Linked DNA regions of Homo sapiens: region 2 is linked to region 1. The links are chromatin loops, found by intact Hi-C in ENCODE. Cell type or tissue: heart left ventricle. All regions are shown on one strand. Links, peaks and the distances in the headings refer to the core of each region. The heading gives the core; the rest is flanking DNA.

Region 1 (9,015 bases), core at 667-8,666:
TCAGGCCATCAGATGCCAGAGAACACATGGTCAACCACCAGACCATACTGTGCGTCTCCCAACACAACTCTTCTGTATCAGGCAGAAGAGAATAAAAGAGTACACTGTATTCTTATATACAATGTATTATTATAATACACTGTATTATTGTATACAATGTATCAGACAATGCTTTTTAAGTTGCTTTATTTTCTAATTACTGGCATGGATTTCAAAGATAAAAAAATGAAAAATCATCTAAGGAAGGAGTGTGTCTTTTCTCTGGGTAGAAATTTGAAGTAGTGAGAGTAGTATCTCAGGTGTACAGGAAGTAAGCATGTTTTATACTCTTTCTTTCTTTCTCGTCATTCTCTCTATTTCAATCAAAGTGCAAATACATGAAGGACAACTGGTTCTCCAACTGCTTTTGGAAGAGGAGCAGAACTTTCTTCTCACAGGTGATTTTGTATATGCAGAAAGCGCAACCCAGAAGCAGACTTCTCTGGGGGTGCTTTTGTTGTCCCCAAGCCTTACTAGAACAGGACAATTTCAGCCCTTCCTTGGCTGTGGCAGGAGGAATGCAAACAGTGATTTTGTGTCTGTGATTGGACAAGAATGTTAAGGGAGGAGAATTCTCCTTCCCTCCCCAACCTCAGAGGCCAGTGGAGCTGGGGCTGCACTATGTAGTGAGAGAGGCCACAGAGACACTCAGGGTGAGGCATCCTCTGAGGCTTACACCAGTTTTCCTTTCTCACTGAGATATATTTTTAGGGCCAATGCTGGGGATTCTGGACTAATTTTTATTAATGAAGGCAATAATTTCATTAGTTGGCTATGGGAGATGAGTGTTGAGCTCGTCTTGAAAGAGTAGATAGACCTCTCAAATGATGATTTGGGGAGTTTAGCGTAGAAGAATGCTGGGTCCATGTATGGATAATAAATGGCTGGTTCTGTATTCTTGAATGATTCATGTTTGAGAATTGTAAGTACTTTCCTCACTTTTGCTCTCTCTTACTAGCATGAATGAATTTGGCCTACAGGGTGGGGTTCCAAGCTCAGCATCCAGACAGAGCACCTGCACACCACATTCATTTGAAAATGGTGACCTAAGAGGGGAAAAGGATGACAGAATTGGTCTAATTCCAACTTTCTCAAGAAAAGCAATATGTAAGATAGATGACTCTTTTATTCTCAATTGAGATAATTTATTAAGATGTATCAATCTGTGGCTCAGCATGCACATGTATAAAAGTTCTATTAGAGTTGTATTTATTAGCTTAATTTGCCCACTTCTCCACCATCATGGCTGAAAGGTTTTTTTTTTTTTTTGAGATGGAGTCTCGCTCTGTTGTCAAGGCTGGAGTGCAGTGGTGCCACCTTGGCTCACTGCAGCCTCCACTTCCCAGGTTCAAGTGATTCTCGTGCCTCAGCCTGCCAAGTAGCTGGGACTACAGGCGCCTGGCTAATTTTTGTATTTTTAGTAGAGATGGGGATCTCTGGCCATGTTGGCCAGGCCGGTCCCAAACTCCTGACCTCAAGTGATCCATCCGCCTCAGCCTCCCAAAGTGCTGGGATTACAGGGGTAAGCCACCATGCCAGGCCAAAAAGAAGCTTTGAACCTAGAGATTCTACATTAGGGATTTCCAGTCACGGGTCATTTTTAGAAAAAGCTTACCTCATTTGGATTGTGGGATGGTTCCTGGTTATTTGGAGTGAAGCTGCTGTTACAATTGCTGAGTATAACCAGTATTTGGTTCAGATATGTTCTCACTCAGGAGACTGCAACATGCATTAAAGCTTTGCCTGCTTTTTTATTTATTATCTGCCTAGTATTGGCGTGACACATCATAGTTCCTCAGTAAGCATCTGCTGAGTGAGGAAAGGGGTGGGAAACATAGCCACGGAAGAATTGATCAAAGGAAAAGCCATGAGTGGTTAAGGACAAGGCATGTAGCGGGAGAGAAGCTGAAGGCCAGAAGATCAATTAGGCTACTGCACTAGTCCAGGCATGAACGGGGTCTGGTGGTCCTATAGGCCAGAAAGAGGTCATTGAAAAGAAGTGACAAGCACCTTCTGCACTTGGCTCGCATGATGAGAGAAATTCTTTCAGTTATTATCTGTGGTTGCTGAAGCCTTAGAAACTGAACTGGTCTGAGAAGGTTTTGGAAAGGGGATGGAATTTTAGCCTAACTGTGAAAAATGTGTAGAGTGCAGTTTGTTGTACACAAAGATAAAGTCTCTTCATAAGATATTTTCAGACACTTCAGTCAACCTTACACCACAAGTAAGGTAACTACTATTGTGACAATGATCAAATTCTTGTTGCTGCCACACCTTCTGGGACCTTGGGGTACTGTAGACCTTGCAATTCACCTGCCCCAAGGTCCCATCTATTTCCCTTCCCCAACTCCATGCACAGGGGTGAGCGCCTGGTAAAATGGTGTCTGGGCTCTAAACAGCATCCCAGGGAGTCTCCAATGAGCTGACTTCCTTTTCTTTGCAGCCAACTCAGTATCAAGCACAGGACTACACATATGGTACACTTCTGAATGCCTAAGTCTTTGGTTGGGGAAATAAACAAGTCAGAGAAATATCATTACTTCATGCAAAATTCTAAAAAGCAGCCATCACCAGCTCTCATCCTTTTCCCACAAAACCTATTAGTTTTCAAACTAAACTCCTCAGTGGCAGAAGGATAGAGCCAATTAACACAGGACCTGAGATACTCGGGCTCCATTCACACCTGGGCGGTAGGTACTTAGCTTCTTCCTCTCAGCCTCTGACCTTCCACCAAGCCTTTAGGTTCTTATCCAGAACACTTGGCCTTCTCATCTTTCACAGAAGATTGTCCTCATCTGAAAACACCCAAGTGTATGGAGATATTTTATGTCTGTGAAACTCAAGAGAGAAACCTCTCACACACTGTTAGTAAAGAGAGGCCAGAGAAAGAGGATGGGGCCAGTGAATCACAGTGCTCTTGGGTGGAGCCTGAGATGTGAGCCCCAAGCAGAATTGTCACACTAGGGGATGGGAGTTAGACGAGAGGGAGGAGGAATGGATAGGAAGGACCACCAAATCTCTAGGTTCTTCTCCAGAGAAAAGCAGCCATTGAAGTCAAGGTCTCCTTAAATCATGTGATGTGAAGCTAAGAGTGTGCCCAAGCAGGACCTGCTGAATCATCTCTGCCAAGGTCTGTGGAGATGAAAATAGGAGTGGATGTTGGTTCAGGAAGCCGCTGGAGTGGTGAGGACTCTGATCTCATTGCGCAGGTGCGCATCTCCACCAGCGTGCCCCCGCTTGACCTCTCGGTCACTCCAAGGAACACCGTCAGTGTGTCTTGACATGAAATCTCAGCTTCTCCATCCACCCGCTTTTTAAGATGGAGGTAGACTTCAAAATTTAATAAAAAATGGAAAAAAATATTTTAAAGTGCCCTTTAAACGTGGGTTGCATGGGTTATTAGGCTTTGAGATGTCAGAGTAGTGAGAGGAGGTGTAGACACAGAAGGACAGAGAGCTTGCTCCATTTTCTCTTCTGTATAATGTTGATAATAGTCATTGTTTCCTATGAAGGTTGTTGTGAGGATCAAGTGAGATAATTCACAAGAAGGACTTGGCAAATAGTAAGAGCTCAATAAATATTAGCTCTTTTTACTATCATTATGGTGTATATAGTAGATTCTTTTACATTCCAGAAATGGAAAGCTCTTTGAAGATGAGGGGAATATTAAAGGAAGAGCCAAATGAGGAATCTGCTTAGTAAATATACCCACCAGGCTACTTGGAGTGTAGTAGAAATGCAAGCGGTTGTGCCTGCCCCAGGTCTAGGAAATGAGGATGGAAAAAGAGGCTTCATCCAAGGTTCAGGGCTGGGAGAGGGCCGAGTTATTTGGCTCCCCCATCCTTAGTCTGCCCTTTGAACAGCTGACGGATGCCTGTGTGCTCCGGGCCTCCTCGTCCCGGCCTCCTGGCACCCTTCTCCTCCCTGGTCCAGAGCCTGGAGGCACCTCAGGCACTTGCCATGAACCCCAGTGGCCATGCTGACAGCCATGGAGAAGTCGGCTGTGGCCAGAGACAGGGTGATAGCAGTGGGCAGCCACTGGGCTGGGGCCAGAAGCAGCACACCGCCTCGCCCCAGCCAGCCTGGTGTGAGCTTTAAAAATGAGATGCACCAGGAAGCCTGTGTTTTCCTATTCAGAGAGAAGAGGTCAGAGAGCTGTGGCCTGCAGCTGAGGAGAATGGCCTCCGTGAAACTGCCCTTCCCGCACATTCTTCTCCCTCTCTCTCTTTTAATAAGAAGGGTGTTCCTTTCCTCAAAGGGAGAGAGAGGGAGGGAGGGAGAGAGAGACTGTAAACTGTCCAAAAGGACCGTGAGAAAACAGGAAGCTTTGAAAAGTACAAGAGAAAGCAAGATGAAATCTATTTGCAGGCGGTCCCCTGGGGACATGTGAGGCATTGTTAAGCAGGCAGTTCATACGGCTATATCCTTCCTTCTGCTGAGGAGGGCTTTGCTGCCAAAAGGCTGCTATCTGGTCACTGCCTTAACCCCCTCCATGCCAGCCTGAAAACTCTGACCCCAAACACTGGGCCCCTCAAAGCCCCCCATCTGGTTTCTTCCTTCCTGGAGCGTCAAAGAAAGTGAGGGGAAAATGGAGCCAGTTTGACAACAGTGGTGGAACCCCTCTGCAGGGAGATCTCATCCCTATTCTGACAGCTCTGCCCTCTGGCCTTCAGCCTTCTGCTACAGACAAGGTTTCAGATGACCTGGTGATTCATAACTTAGGCAGCTGCCGGCTTCACCCATCTCAAAAGAGAATTTGTCCCGGAAATTCTGGATGGCTGTTTTTCCTGGACAGGTTTCCCGAAGACGGCAGCTGGTTCTTTGCTGTTATGGAGTTTGGCCACTACAAGGATAGGCTCCAAATCAACCCCTGTGTGCTTACCCAGAATCTGGGAAGCATATTTCTGAAAAGTGGCTTAAGTCTACAGGCGCAGATCTCTGGAAAAACTCCAGCTGGCTCCAAGAAGCACGAGTCCAAAAGTCCAGCCAACAGCAAAAGAGCCGAGAAGGGCAGTAACTTTTTTATAAGGAAAAAAAGAAAAGAAACATGGAATGGAAACCTTTCCTCTCCTCTAATTTTCCATCCTATTGTTAATGCCTAATCCCACAGTGAGTGAACATTTCTGCGTGCTAGGGACAGCTGTTTCCACTGAGCACTGGGCTGGAGAAGATCAGTTCATATTGAGACAGGAGGAAGGATGCATGTTAAGAAGGAATTTTAATGGTGAGAATCCCCCAAAATTAGACTCTGTTACTAAAAGCCTCTTCCTTGTTGTGAGTTTTTGGGTAAAGGAGAGAGAACGAAGACTGCCTCTTCTGCCCAGCCACGTCAATCACAAGACATGAAGTGGATGGCTCTTCCCTGTTATGGCAACAAAACACAAGTTCAGTTGCCTGGCTTGTACTCCAACACCACGGAGCAGCCAGCCAGCCATGTCTCTCAGATGGCTGTGAACTGCATTGCAATGGGCAAATGGCCCTCCATCCCTCTGTCAACTCCCAAATCCCCAACAACCTTCAACCAAGGCCAAATTTCCAAGAATCTAGCACAGCATAGTTGGGAAGCAAGAACCACAGGACAGCATCTTGAGATGGCTCACGCCACCATGTGACCTGGAGCTAGTTTACAAATGCAAAGAGCCTTGTGACATAATCTGTAAACCCAGACATGCTCTGCAAGTCTGTTGAAATGAAGAAGGGCAATGGTACAAAGAGGGCACCCAGCAGGGTGACACTGATGGGAGATGGGGACAGGGAGAGGAAGACCCTGACTGTATGCTTTGAGCACTGTCTCAGAGACAGAGGGCTGTGAGTCAAGGTGGCTGACACTCATTCTTGTTTCACAAATGGCTAAGAATGGAGAAGGCCCACCTTCTCCATTGCTTCACAAGAACGCCCTTTCACATCCAATTCTTTTTGTCTGATGATAGATGACACTCTCTAGGGAGCCTCCTGACCTCTAGTGAGGTCTCCTGAGAGGACTTACCAACAGGAAGAAGCAACCTTTGCAAATGACCAGTCCAATTCCTGTGCCAGGCCCATCTCTCCCATTGTAAAATATAAGCTGTGCATTGTTTCAAAGCTGGCATTCTACTTTATAAACCACTCTCTTATGGGTTGTGATGGTGTGGACCAGACATGGAGCCTCATCTAACCTCAAGAAATGGGTAAAATAGTTTCTGAACTGTAAAGCTGAGCATCCAACATCTTTTGGACCATGTACATGCACCATCATTGGAGTGGAGCAGGAAGGAGCCATCGTTCATGAAAGGAGGCCCTGAACATCAAGCTGGGATTGCTCATTGCATCAAAGGCCCAGGTTCCATAGCACCTTGCAGTTTCTTGTGCACTAATACTAGAGAGAACCCTCTAGATCCTCAGATACTACCTGGTCCAAGAAGTCCTCCAAGCCCCTGAGGGTAGAGAAGCAGAAATGCCTTTGTACCCTCAAACCACACACAACCTACACTGGCTTTGCCCCCTGACCTAACCCTATATTTCAGGAACGTTTTCTGCCTGGTTTTACCACTGCTACTGGACCAGAATTGATGAGGTGGAGGTAGGAGATGGCTGAACTTGACAGATGTGAATTTTCAGGGGATTATAAACTATGTTAATGGCTCTCTTCATATTTTAGCAACTTGACTCCACCACTATCAGTTGATAAGATTAAAAATTCAGTTAATGCTTGAAGCCCAAGAGTAAACTCAACACAAGGAATGAAGAATGGCAAAGAGACCTGCTTGAACCTCCATTGTAGGAGACAGTAAACCCTTTGCAAGAAGAAACAGCTCTGTGAAATGTGAAGTGCTCTGGGGGCTCAGTGAAGTGGGAAGGAAATGAAAGAAGTCCCTAAAGAGAGAGAGAAGAGGAGGCCGTGGAGTCCATCGCTGCATGCAGCCAAGGCCTCACTTCATGGGCATACAACACAAGGTCCCATAGTCAGAAAGCTCCTGAGTTTGGCTTAATGCTCTGCTTCCATCATCTTTAACTCCTGGTAATGTTTGAACAAGGAGCCTTGCATTTCCATTTTGCATTGAGTCCTGAAAAATATGTGGCCTGTGCTGCATGAAGCTGATTCTTGCTTTAGACGGATGTAAATTGACTTTCGAACCACTGGGAATATGAAGAAAAGGAGGGGAAACAGAAGTGGGTGGCAGGAAAAGGGCTGGAGGGAGAAGCCTCCCTCTCCCACCTCTGGACAATGCCCACACAGGTCTAGGGAAGCTCTGGTGTCTGACCCCTCACCCCTTCCAAGAGTTGCCAACACAGGAAAGAAGTCAGCTTCACAGGGGATTCCTTCAAGTGGGGCCACACTGCAGAGGTATTAAAGCAGGAACAGTCCCTGGAAACAGGGAACCCCACTTCAGGAATATAGATCAGCAGAGTATCATTTGAACCCGATTAGGTACCCAGTAGCAGAGAGAAAAAACCTCCATTTCAAACAGAAGGGCTGTAACGATATCTGAATGTGGTAATTTCCCTCTTCTTCCCCCTCAGCCTTCTTCATGACCGGATGACACTTGGCCAGTACATCACTCGGATTAAACCCAGTCATGGCCAATGCTCTCTCCTCATTTTAGAAGTAGAGAGAGGAAACACTCTTGTGGGGTGGGGACAGCCTCGGGGAGCCGGAGCATTTCTGAGTAATGCCCGTCAGCGCCTTGGGTTTTACAAATCTCCAGCTCACACGTTTTCTCGGCTGATGAAATACAAACCCAACCAAATTAGTCTAACAGATATTTTAACAAAGATGCTCCATCCCTGTGCTACATGGCACTTAGCAATAGGTGAAAGGCACTTGAAGTGACTGTGCTCGCAGTTATTCCACAGCCCCAGCAAGCATTTCTGAGGGCCTCTGAGGGGCTAGCTTTGGAATCCCTCTCACCGTCTCTAGGAGGCCTGCCCTCAAACTAAACATATGGCTCAGCCCAAGTGTCAAGAGGCAAGGAGAGGAGAGGAGGTGGCGGTGGGTGGGGGGGAAGCTGTGCTAGAAGCTTCTCTGACTCTTTTCTATGTCCTGCTCATTGCCTTGTAAGGAGAAGAAGGCTAAACTTGCCTTCTCCTCTCTAGAACAAAGGCTCTCCACATTACTTGCATCCTTTAACAGCCTCCTTCTCCAAAAGGGCCTTCCACCCTCAGACCTTTCCCTAGTGCCTGGCTCTACCCCTGGGCATGGATGCCACAGTGAGACAAATAGGGCAGGCTCCTTAGGGACCTCCAGCCTGGCATGATGTAAGTGGGGCGTGCAGAGAGGGATAGAGTGGCAGATGGGACCTGGGGTTGGCCACGGACCTACTCTGAGCCCCCGTAGCCCCACTGATGAAACAGAGTAGAAGGCTCCCTGGGGACCCTTTCCCATCAGGCATTTGCACAACCCTCTGGTTCCTCTCTAGTCCCACTGCCCACCTTGCATTTGAAAGGCTTCACGTCAGAGTGGACGATCATGTGTGCCTTGAGGGTCTGCTTCTGCACGAAGCTCTTGTAGCAGAGGTGACACTGGTAGGCGCGGATGTTGGTGTGGATCAGCACGTGTCGCTTCATGTTGGCCAGCAGGGTGAACTCCCGCCCACAAATCCCACACTTATGCTCCTTCACACCCTGCAGGGAGGCAAGATTCAGAAAAGTGGTGATTGACAGGTAACATGCTTTCATCAGGATCATAGGCTTCATTTTCCTCTCTGCCACATAAATCCACAAAGAGCTTGGTGATAGATGTTGAGTTTCAAATGGTGTAGCTTCAGCCTTGTTAAATTACTATTTTCTTGAAAAGTGTTGATTATATAACCTTTTTTTTCCTTCTGAAAACCATAAACTAGCCAGACTATTAGAGGAAAAGAAAGCTCTTGCTTTTGTTGTTCCAGCTGCTGCTGGGGTTAAGTCTCCAGTGATAGTTCTTGAGGATTAACAGGCTTTTAGTAAGAGCACTATGGGCTGATATGCAATATGAGTCCATAATCCAGCTTTCATGATAAT
Region 2 (9,015 bases), core at 681-8,680, 65 kb after region 1:
TGGCCTAAGAATAACTGGCTTATGAAAGCTTCCTACTTTCAAACAGCAACATCTACCATTGCCCTGCCATCCCCAATTTCCAGAGCCTCCAAAGCTGAGTGCCTACCCTCCTTTATTCCACCCCAGCCTCCTGTCTGTTTGCCTTGCCTTGCTGTCATTGTCCCATGTCTAAATTTCTCAATACTCACCCAACAGAGAGCTCCTTTTCCTTTAACACACACCCAGTGCTGTTACCAAAAAGCTAGTGGCATCCTCCAAGCTAGCCCAGGAGTGGTAAGTGGGAGGGATGGAGTAGAACTCAGTGTTTGAACTACTAGCATTGGGGAAAATGTACCCCAGGCGTTCCATGTAGAACCCAGGCTGAAATTTCTAAGAAAACTGTTACACTTTGTAGATTGCTGGTGTTATAACAGAGTTCCAGCACATATGGTTTTAAGAACTAGTCTGGGGATATAGGAAAGAAACTCTCAGTTTTTCCTGCTATGCTTTCACAACACAGAACACTTCTGACACCAGATGTATGAGAGTTTTCCCCACACACCTAGGAATCAACCAATTCTTCAGTAGACACCAGTAGGGTGTCCTAATTCAATTCAGTGTCCACACTATCTACCTAGAGACAGTATCAGATCCCACAAGTTGAGGATTCAGTCCTATGATACTTTCCTCCACTTCAGATGCCAATCAAAAGCCCCAGGTTGTTTCACCTGTACTTCTGACTAATCAGCTATAAATCAGTATGCCCATGACCCCCTCCTCAGGTTCAATTAATTTGCTAGAGTAGCTCACAGAACTCAGGTTACTTACATTTACTAGTTTATTATTAAGGATATTACAAAGGATACCAATGAACACCAGATGAAGAGTTGGATAGGGCAAAATATGGAAGAAGGAGGGCGAAACTTCCATGTCCTCTCTGGGCATGCCATCCAGAAGCTCTCAAACCCAGTCCTTTTGGGTTTTTATGAAAGTTTCATTATATTGGCATGATTGGGTAAGTCATTGGCCATTGATATCAATTTAACCTTCAGCCCCTCTCCCCTTCCTGGAGGTAGGGGGGTGAGGCTGAGAGTCCCAATTCTGTAATTACAACTTGGTCTTTCCTGTGACCAGCCCCCATTCTGAAGCTACCTTGGGCTGCCGGCCACCAGTCAACTCATTAGCATACCAAAAGACACATCATTTTGAAGATTCCAAGGATTTTAGGAGTTGTATGCCAGGAAATGAGGACCAAGGCCAAATATATATTTCACCATATCACAACTGGCTTGCGGACTTAACCACCAAGGAACATGCAGTCTGAGCTCCAAATATCTGGTATGAGCAAACAAACATTTTTAAGTTGGGGAATGGCTGTAGTCATACTACAAGTAAAACAAGTCCTCCTTGTTTACTCTTTTTTTTTTTTTTTTTTTTTTGAGACAGAGTCTCGCTCTGTTGCCCAGGCTGGAGTGCAATGGCACAATCTCAGCTCACTGCAACCTCTGCCTCCCAGGTTCAAGTGATCCTCCTGCCTCAGCCACCACTAGTAGCTGGGATTACAGGCACGTGCCACCATGCACAGCTAATTTTTGTGTTTTTAGTAGAGACAGGGTTTCATCATGTTGGCCAGGCTGGTCTCGAACTCCTGACCTCAGATAATCTGCCTGCCTCAGCCTCCCAAAGTGCTGGGATTACAGGCATGACCTTGTTTATTCTCTCTTGGATTGCTTGCTTTGGGGGTAAATTAGCAGCCATGTCATGAGGATACCCAGGTAACCCATGGAGAGATCCACATGGAGAGAAACGGAGGGCTCCTACTAACAGCCTTTTGAGTGCACTGTCAACTGTGGGTTTATTATTAGGCTAATCATTCTCCAGTATTCATTTCCGTAATTTAGTAAAGCTCACCTTTTCACAGTCTCCTCCAGAGAGGTTGTAAAGCCTTTTCCTCTGCTTGTAGGCTCTCTTCAAGCATTCTAAATGCTTATTTATGTGTCTGTGGCACACCAGGGACAGGAAATAACTTTATTTATTTTTATACATTAAATTAAATATGATTAGAGTTCCCCTCCTTGACAAAGTTGGCTAACAGTTCTATATCATTATTTTTAATGGATCCCACATGGATCCTTCCTTAGGTAGTCCCAGACCTAGGGCTCAGGCAGTTTCAGGAAGACAGCACCGAGCCTTTATCCACGCTGGGTCATTCATGGTCCTCTCAAGGGGGCTGGTTCCCCTGGTGACTCTACACACTCAGTGTCAAGTTCCACCACAAGAATGTCTGCCAAATCTATTTGACTATTGCCTCACGCCCAGATCGCCACAGTTGCCCCTGTCATCTCTACAGTCCTATGCAGGTGTAATGCAAGGTTGCTGCCACTCTAAGAAAACCCACAACGTGTCTCATTTCCCAATCTTCTGGGATTCAACTCACACCAGGGGTCAGGCTTCTTTCTTCAATTCCATTGCCATGTCTTCCAGTCTCATTAAATCTAGATCAGTATTTAGCTCTAAACTCAACTTTTTAAATCATCCAAGCAGGTAACACACATGTGTTAAATAAGTGTGCTATGTTTAATACAGAGGATTTGGTGGGGAGTATGGCAAATTAAAGAGTTTGTGTTCAATATAAAGTGTTTTGTGAGCACATAGGCCTAGTGTGACCATATTTTTTTTAAAAAGTAAGAAAAAAATCTGAATACTTATGTGGAATCTACAATTTAAAAATTTTAGAATTGGGCCAGACATGGTGGCTCAGGCTTGTAATCCCAACACTTTGGGCAGCCAAGACCATAGAATTGCTTGAGGCCAGGAGTTTGAAACCAGCCTGGTCAACATAGCAAGACCCGTCTCTACAGGAGAAAAATAAGAAAATTAATTTAATTTTTTTTTTTTGATGGAGTCTCACTCTGTCACCCAGGCTGGAGTGCAGTGGCCCAATCTTGGCTCACCGCAAGCTCCGCCTCCCAGGTTCACGCCATTCTCCTGCCTCAGCCTCCCCAGTAGCTGGGACTACAGCTGCCCACCGCCACACCCGGCAAATTTTTTGTATATTTTTAGTAGAGACGGGGTTTCACCATGTTAGCCAGGATGGTCTCGATCTCCTGACCTCATGATCCGCCTGCCTTGGCCTCCCAAAGTGCTGGGATTACAGGCATGAGCCACTGCGCCTGGCCAAAAAATAAGAAAATTAGCTGGGCAGAGTGGTGCACGCCTGTGGTCCCAGCTACTTGGGAGGCTGAGGTGAGAGGATTGCTTGAGCCTGGGAGGTCAAGGATGCAGTGAGCAGTGATAACCCCGCTGCACTCAAGCCTTGGCAACAGAGCAAGACCCTCTCAAAATAAAATAAAATAAAATAACTTAAGAAAAAAATAAATTATATGTGTGAAGGGGACCTAGTGTTAGGGTTTTAAAATACGTCCCCAAATTCTTTGATGTTCCTTTCTTTGAGAGATGACATCTAATTACCTATCCTTTCAGTGTGAGTTGGACATAAAAGCAGGATAAGGCAGAAGTGACAGTAAGGGACTTAGAAGACATAGTCACTGAAGGCATTGGGGTTCCCTCCTTTTTTACACTTTCTTGGATTGCTTGCTTTGGGGGGAAATTAGCAGCCATGTCATGAGGATACCCAAGTAATCTATGGAGAGGGCCACATGGAGAGAAACTGAGGCTCCCACTAACAGCCTTTTGAGTGCACTGTCTTGGCAATGGATCCAGCATCCAGCCCAGTCACACTTTTAGACCATGGCAGCCCCTGCCACACTGAATGCAACCTCATCAGAGATCCTCAGCCAAACCACTCAGATAAGCTGTTTCTGAATTCCTGCCCTATAGAAACTATAAGATAATAAACATTTATTTTAAAACCAGCAAGTGTTGGTATAATTTGTTATGTAACAAAAGATAAGTGATATACTCAGCAGCTGAGAGGCTGCTAGTTTACAATTTTGGCTCTAACTTTTCAAACCAAATATCCCAGGTGGGAATATTCACAGGTGGGTGGCTCTCAAAGTTTGACTCTGAAACTGACTAAGGCTGTTAACTGCTGCATCCACCTTCACCACACCACCAACCAAGGGGTCTGCTGTAAAATAGTCACGTATTTTTTCACCACCCTGTATCGTATATGAGATAACAAAAAAGTGAATGTATTAGTGTCCCTTTGTAGACTACAAGCCACAGGAGTTTAACTCACCAACTACGCCATCGACTTGTTTATTTCTTTCCCACATTTGTTAGTGAGTGGAGGTGATGCTGTCTAGGCAAGTTTTCTTTTTAGGTGTCTTTTCTTCATAGATTTTACATTACCATGGGTTAGAAGATAAGCAGCTAATTTGCTTTAGATGGTGACTATACCTAGTGTTGCAAGTCCTTAACGAATGCCAGTTAATACTCTGAAGGCTAGATGTTGAAAAGATGTTATTTTGTTTAAAGGAGAAAAAAAATCAACAGAACTCTTTCACCAAAAAATAATCCTCCTTGGAAACAAATTCAAACAACAGAATGTAAGCTTCATGGGAATCAGACTTTGCTGGGTCACTGCTGTATTCCGGTGTCTGGAAGACACTTGGCATGTGAAATTTGTTCAACAAGCAACTTTGAATGAATGAATATGTGAGTAAATGAGACCAAAGAGAAGAGGCTTCACTTGGAGGAGGAGGATGTTTCTGTCCATGGGGCATTCGCCTTGCCCCACCCCTTCACCCACCTCGCTCTCAAAATATCATCATCAATGAGACACATTTGAGGTAGGCTAAGACTTCTTAAGAAATCTGGTTTGAAATCCAAAGAGTGGGAAGAACACCTTCAGACTAGATAAGAATAGATCTGGCTTCTACCCCCGGTCCTGACCACAAGGCCCTGGAAGTAGGCCTCTGCCACACTTCTTCAGTCCTAATTTCTTCCTCTGCAAAACGAGATCGAAGCTTCCAGCCTTAACACCAGAGGTTTCATGAGTCTGTCCCAAGCTTCCCCTTTTTTTTAACACCCTCCCCGAAGGAGGCGGGTCGCTGCTTGTGAGATGCTTTGAAGCTAAAAAACCCAAGGCCTCAGAGCGATGTGACCAGAGGCGCACAGCTTGGCACATGACCTGATATGACTGATGTTCAAAGCAGCTGTCAGTGAATAGAGGCAGCACGCACAAAGGAGCCAGCCAAAAATAATGAGAGCGGTGAAAAGAAAAAAAAAAGAAAAGAAAAGAAAGAAACACAGCAGGGCAAGGCTCCAGGGTCACTTGTGTTTCCTCTGGTCTAACCTCCTCTCTCTCCTCCACCCAGTCCTCAAACAACCCCCTCCTGCCTCCTCCAGAAGAAAAGTTAAAAGCTTTCTTTTGGAAACAGAGTAGTTTGCTTAGACTGCTGCTGTTTACCTTTGGTAGGACAGCCATTGGCGGTGAGTTCAAACACAGGAAAAGGCCTGTGTTCCAGGAAGAGCTGCAGACGGGCTGAAAGACCGGCCATAATGTTGCTGGATTGCACTATTCCCCACTGGTGTTCAGCCTGGGATCACACCAGGCCCTTGCCTCAACCTCAGGCAACCAGCCTCCAGCTATTTCTTGGACTACTACCTTCCCTTGGGAATATTGCCCCTAAAACAAGATGGTGTGGGATGGAGGGATGAAGAAGTAAGGGAGGGGCAATAAAAAGAGAAAAAGAGGCTTACACTACAAACAAAAACACAATAGCCTTATTTCTAGTCTAGTATGAAAAACATAATTATAACAAGCAGCAAACTTTGGGTTTACATTTGGAGGTTTTGTTATTTATTTGTTTTCAATTATTAACATCATCCTCTATGAACTAAGAGGTCCACATTTGTCAAAACAAGGCCACACATTCCCCAAGGCAGCTACCTCCAGACATCTCTGATCTATTGGTGAAAAGGAAGGGAAAGAATCTACCTCCCTATGTTTCAAAGTGATCCACCCTGAATAGGGTTATGCTAAATTGTGGGAGAAAGGAGGGAAAGCATATGAGGAAATACATGCTGTAAGGATCAAAATCTTCTGGGCCTTCCCCATTCCCCCCAGATTTCTTTCTGCTAATTCCATTTCAAAAACTCCCTTGGCTCCAAGGCACTAGATTCTCTGGTTGGGTCATTCTCAAGATTACCATGAGGATCTCACTTCTCTTTCCCTGATTTTAGAGTTATTTATGTCAAAATCTTTCTGTCTTCCAGAGAGCTCACAGCATCCTGTCTCCTCCAGAAGCTCTTCCCCAGCTGAAATGGAAGTGAAAGACTGGTAGTCTCCTCCTCAACCACCCACCTCCTGGGGCCCTGACTGTGTGGATGAACTCCTCACACCCAGGATTTGTGTCTCCAGTGAAAAGCAGCAATTTATCCTACACTGAAAATTTCCTGAATAAAAACAGTTCATGAAACTCTGGATGTAGTATTTTATTTGGTGTAGAATGAGTCTACAATAAGATCCTTTGTGTTCTCTGGTTTTTAGCAGTTTGACTCTGATGTTCCTGTGTGTGTGTGGGCATGTGTAGGTGTGTGTTTAATCCTCTTCTGCTTGGGGATTGCTCTCCTTCCTAAATTTGTAACTTTATGCCTTTCTCTAAATTTGAATAATTTTCACCTTTTACTTTTTTTCAAATATTTTTTCTGACCAATTTTTTTCTCTTCTCCTTCTCAGACTCCAGTTACATACGTATTAGACCTATTGATATTGTCCACTGTTCCCAGAGGACCTGCCCATTGTTTTTCAATGTCTCTTCTCTCTGTTCTGCACATTGAATAACTTCTATTGAATGATTTTAAAGCTTACTAACTTTTCTGTTATTTCTATTTTACTGTTAAGGCCAATCAGTAAATTTTTTATTTTAGATACTGTAATTTTTAATTCTAGAATTTTTATTTGGTTCTTTTAAGAAAAAAATAGTTTTTAGTTCTTTATTGAGCTTTCTTATCTTTTCATTCATTAGGAATATGTTTTTCTTTATGTCCTTAAGTATAGCTACAATAACCACTTTAAAATCTAGTCTGCCAATTCTATCACCTGTATTATCTTCAAATTGTTCTTTTTTCTCTTCAGAATGGGTCTTTTTTTTTCTTCAAATGTTGAGCAATTTTGGAATGTATTCTGTCTATTATAAATGATATATTGAAGAGACTCTGTATTCTGTTATGCTGTTCTAAAGAATATTGTGCAGCTTTTTCTAGGCAGGCAGGTATCTTGGCTGAATTCAAATTGCAAATTCTGTATGCCCTGAAGTAGGCAGCAGCTCAAATCCAAGTTGTTTTCTTAGCCTCAGCTGAGAGGCCTGAGCTCTGTCCCACAAATGTGAGACATAGGGTTCAACCAGAAATTTCTAGGCAACATTTGGGTGTCCTCTCTTTCTCCCTCTCTCTCTCTCTTTCTCTCTCTTTCTTTCTCTCTGATTATCTCCTTCATGGAATTTCCCTCTTATTTTCAAGAAGCTGTGGCCACCTTGAACTCTGACATTTGGTTCTGCAAGCCAGGAAAACTGTGGGTTTCTATCTGAGTTTCAGTGACCCCCCATGTCGCACCAGCTATAGCCTGCTCTCAGGATAAAAGCTACAAAAAAGAAAAACATAAAACTTAACTCGTGGTATTTCCTTCTTCAAGTATAGACTCTTCTGTAATATCTGCCTGTTTTTATTTGCCCTCAGATATTTTTCTATTTTTCTGAAGTTTTAAATTATTATCTGCAGAAAAGTTGGGTAGGTAGGGGTTTATTACTATAAAAGGGAGTATAACTTTTATTCTTTTGCTTCTTGGACAAATAACTATTCAAATATTTTCTAAGACTTAGTCAATTTTGCTCTTTAGCAAATAGTTTCTGTCTCAGTTTTCTATTTATTTTCTCATGGTTCTATGGGTCAGCAGTTGGGGCTGGGATTGATGGGCAGCTCTTCTGCTGGTCTTGTTTATTGTTACCTAGGTGGTTGCATTCTTCCAGTGGCTTGACTGGGATTATATGGTCGAAGACATTCTCACTCACTGGCAATCGATGCAAGAAGTTGGCTGGGCCTCTCTTCTCATGTCGTCTCTCATTCTCAAGAAGGCTATCCCAGACTTTTTCACATAAATGTCTCAGGGTTCTAGGAGGGTAAGAGTGGATGCTACATAGGCTCTTGAAGCCTGCAATTAAAACATACAGTGTCATTTCCACCACAAAGCAGGTCATAAGGCTATCCAGATATAAGAGAATGAAGATTAGACTGTATTTGTGCATATATAGATAGGAGGAATTTGTGGTCATTTCTTACAATCCAGCACATTAATATAAAAAATGCTATTATGCAACAATAATGGTAACAATCTTATTAAAATTTAACCCCCTTTGTGATCTATCACCATACTCACTGTGAGGCATCCAGATGAAGAAGAGTTGGATGCTTTTCTTCATGCTGTTTTATACCTAGGGAAAATGAGGAATTGAGATGTTAAGTAGATTTACCAAGATTGCAGAGGCAGTGATAGATAGAGCCAGGATATATAATGTTTAGTATATAAGTATGTATGATGGAGAAAAGCGAAAAACAAGAAGAGATTAAGAAATGCAGGAATAGGGTGGGGGAGTTTGCAATTTTAAATAGGATATATAGGAAAGTCTTCATTGAGAAGATGAGGATAGAGAAAAGACCTGAAAGAGGCCAGGGAAGGGGAATACACTTTCATTCAGTGGGATGAATAAGCACACTTGGTGGGATATGATATTATGTATGTATGTTATATATAGATCACTGAATCTTCCATTATATTTTTATGAGTTGGTAAAGCACACATTTATCATACTGAATATCAAACACCTGAAGTAGTCACGACTTAAAATTATATTATAAACAATTTCATATCATACCGGATTGGGTCTTTAAAGGGACTTGATAAATGCTACATAACAATTTTGGTTCTGTAGGATATGTTTTATATATATATATATATATATATATATATATATATATATATATATATATATGTATTCTTGGTATATATAAAGTGCTTTATAGTGACTAACAATTTCATAAACATAAAGTAGAAATAGAAAGCTATGAAAGATA

The links. A loop is a pair of places that touch in the nucleus more often than their neighbours do. Peaks named below come from ENCODE experiments on the same cell type or tissue, not always from the same donor. Only the 100,000 strongest peaks of a DNase experiment are listed, where the experiment ranks them.
Region 2: a loop joins it to region 1, with 4 times the contacts of the local background. A loop is called at or near these places in 44 of 110 quality-filtered maps.

What each region holds. Positions count from the first base shown.
Region 1 is chr5:72,447,956-72,456,970 of GRCh38, forward strand. ZNF366 (zinc finger protein 366) reads right to left here. Exons shown (of 5, transcript NM_152625.3): 3 at 8,449-8,640. Among named protein-coding and RNA genes, the nearest start is that of ZNF366, 55 kb to the right of the region's middle. In heart left ventricle, for the core only: no CTCF peak of the experiment used is centred there; DNase peaks (open chromatin) are centred at 4,016, 4,426 and 4,726; H3K27ac peaks cover 6,807 bases.
Region 2 is chr5:72,513,147-72,522,161 of GRCh38, forward strand. No RefSeq gene overlaps it. Among named protein-coding and RNA genes, the nearest start is that of ZNF366, 10 kb to the left of the region's middle. In heart left ventricle, for the core only: no CTCF peak of the experiment used is centred there; a DNase peak (open chromatin) is centred at 5,025; H3K27ac peaks cover 2,607 bases.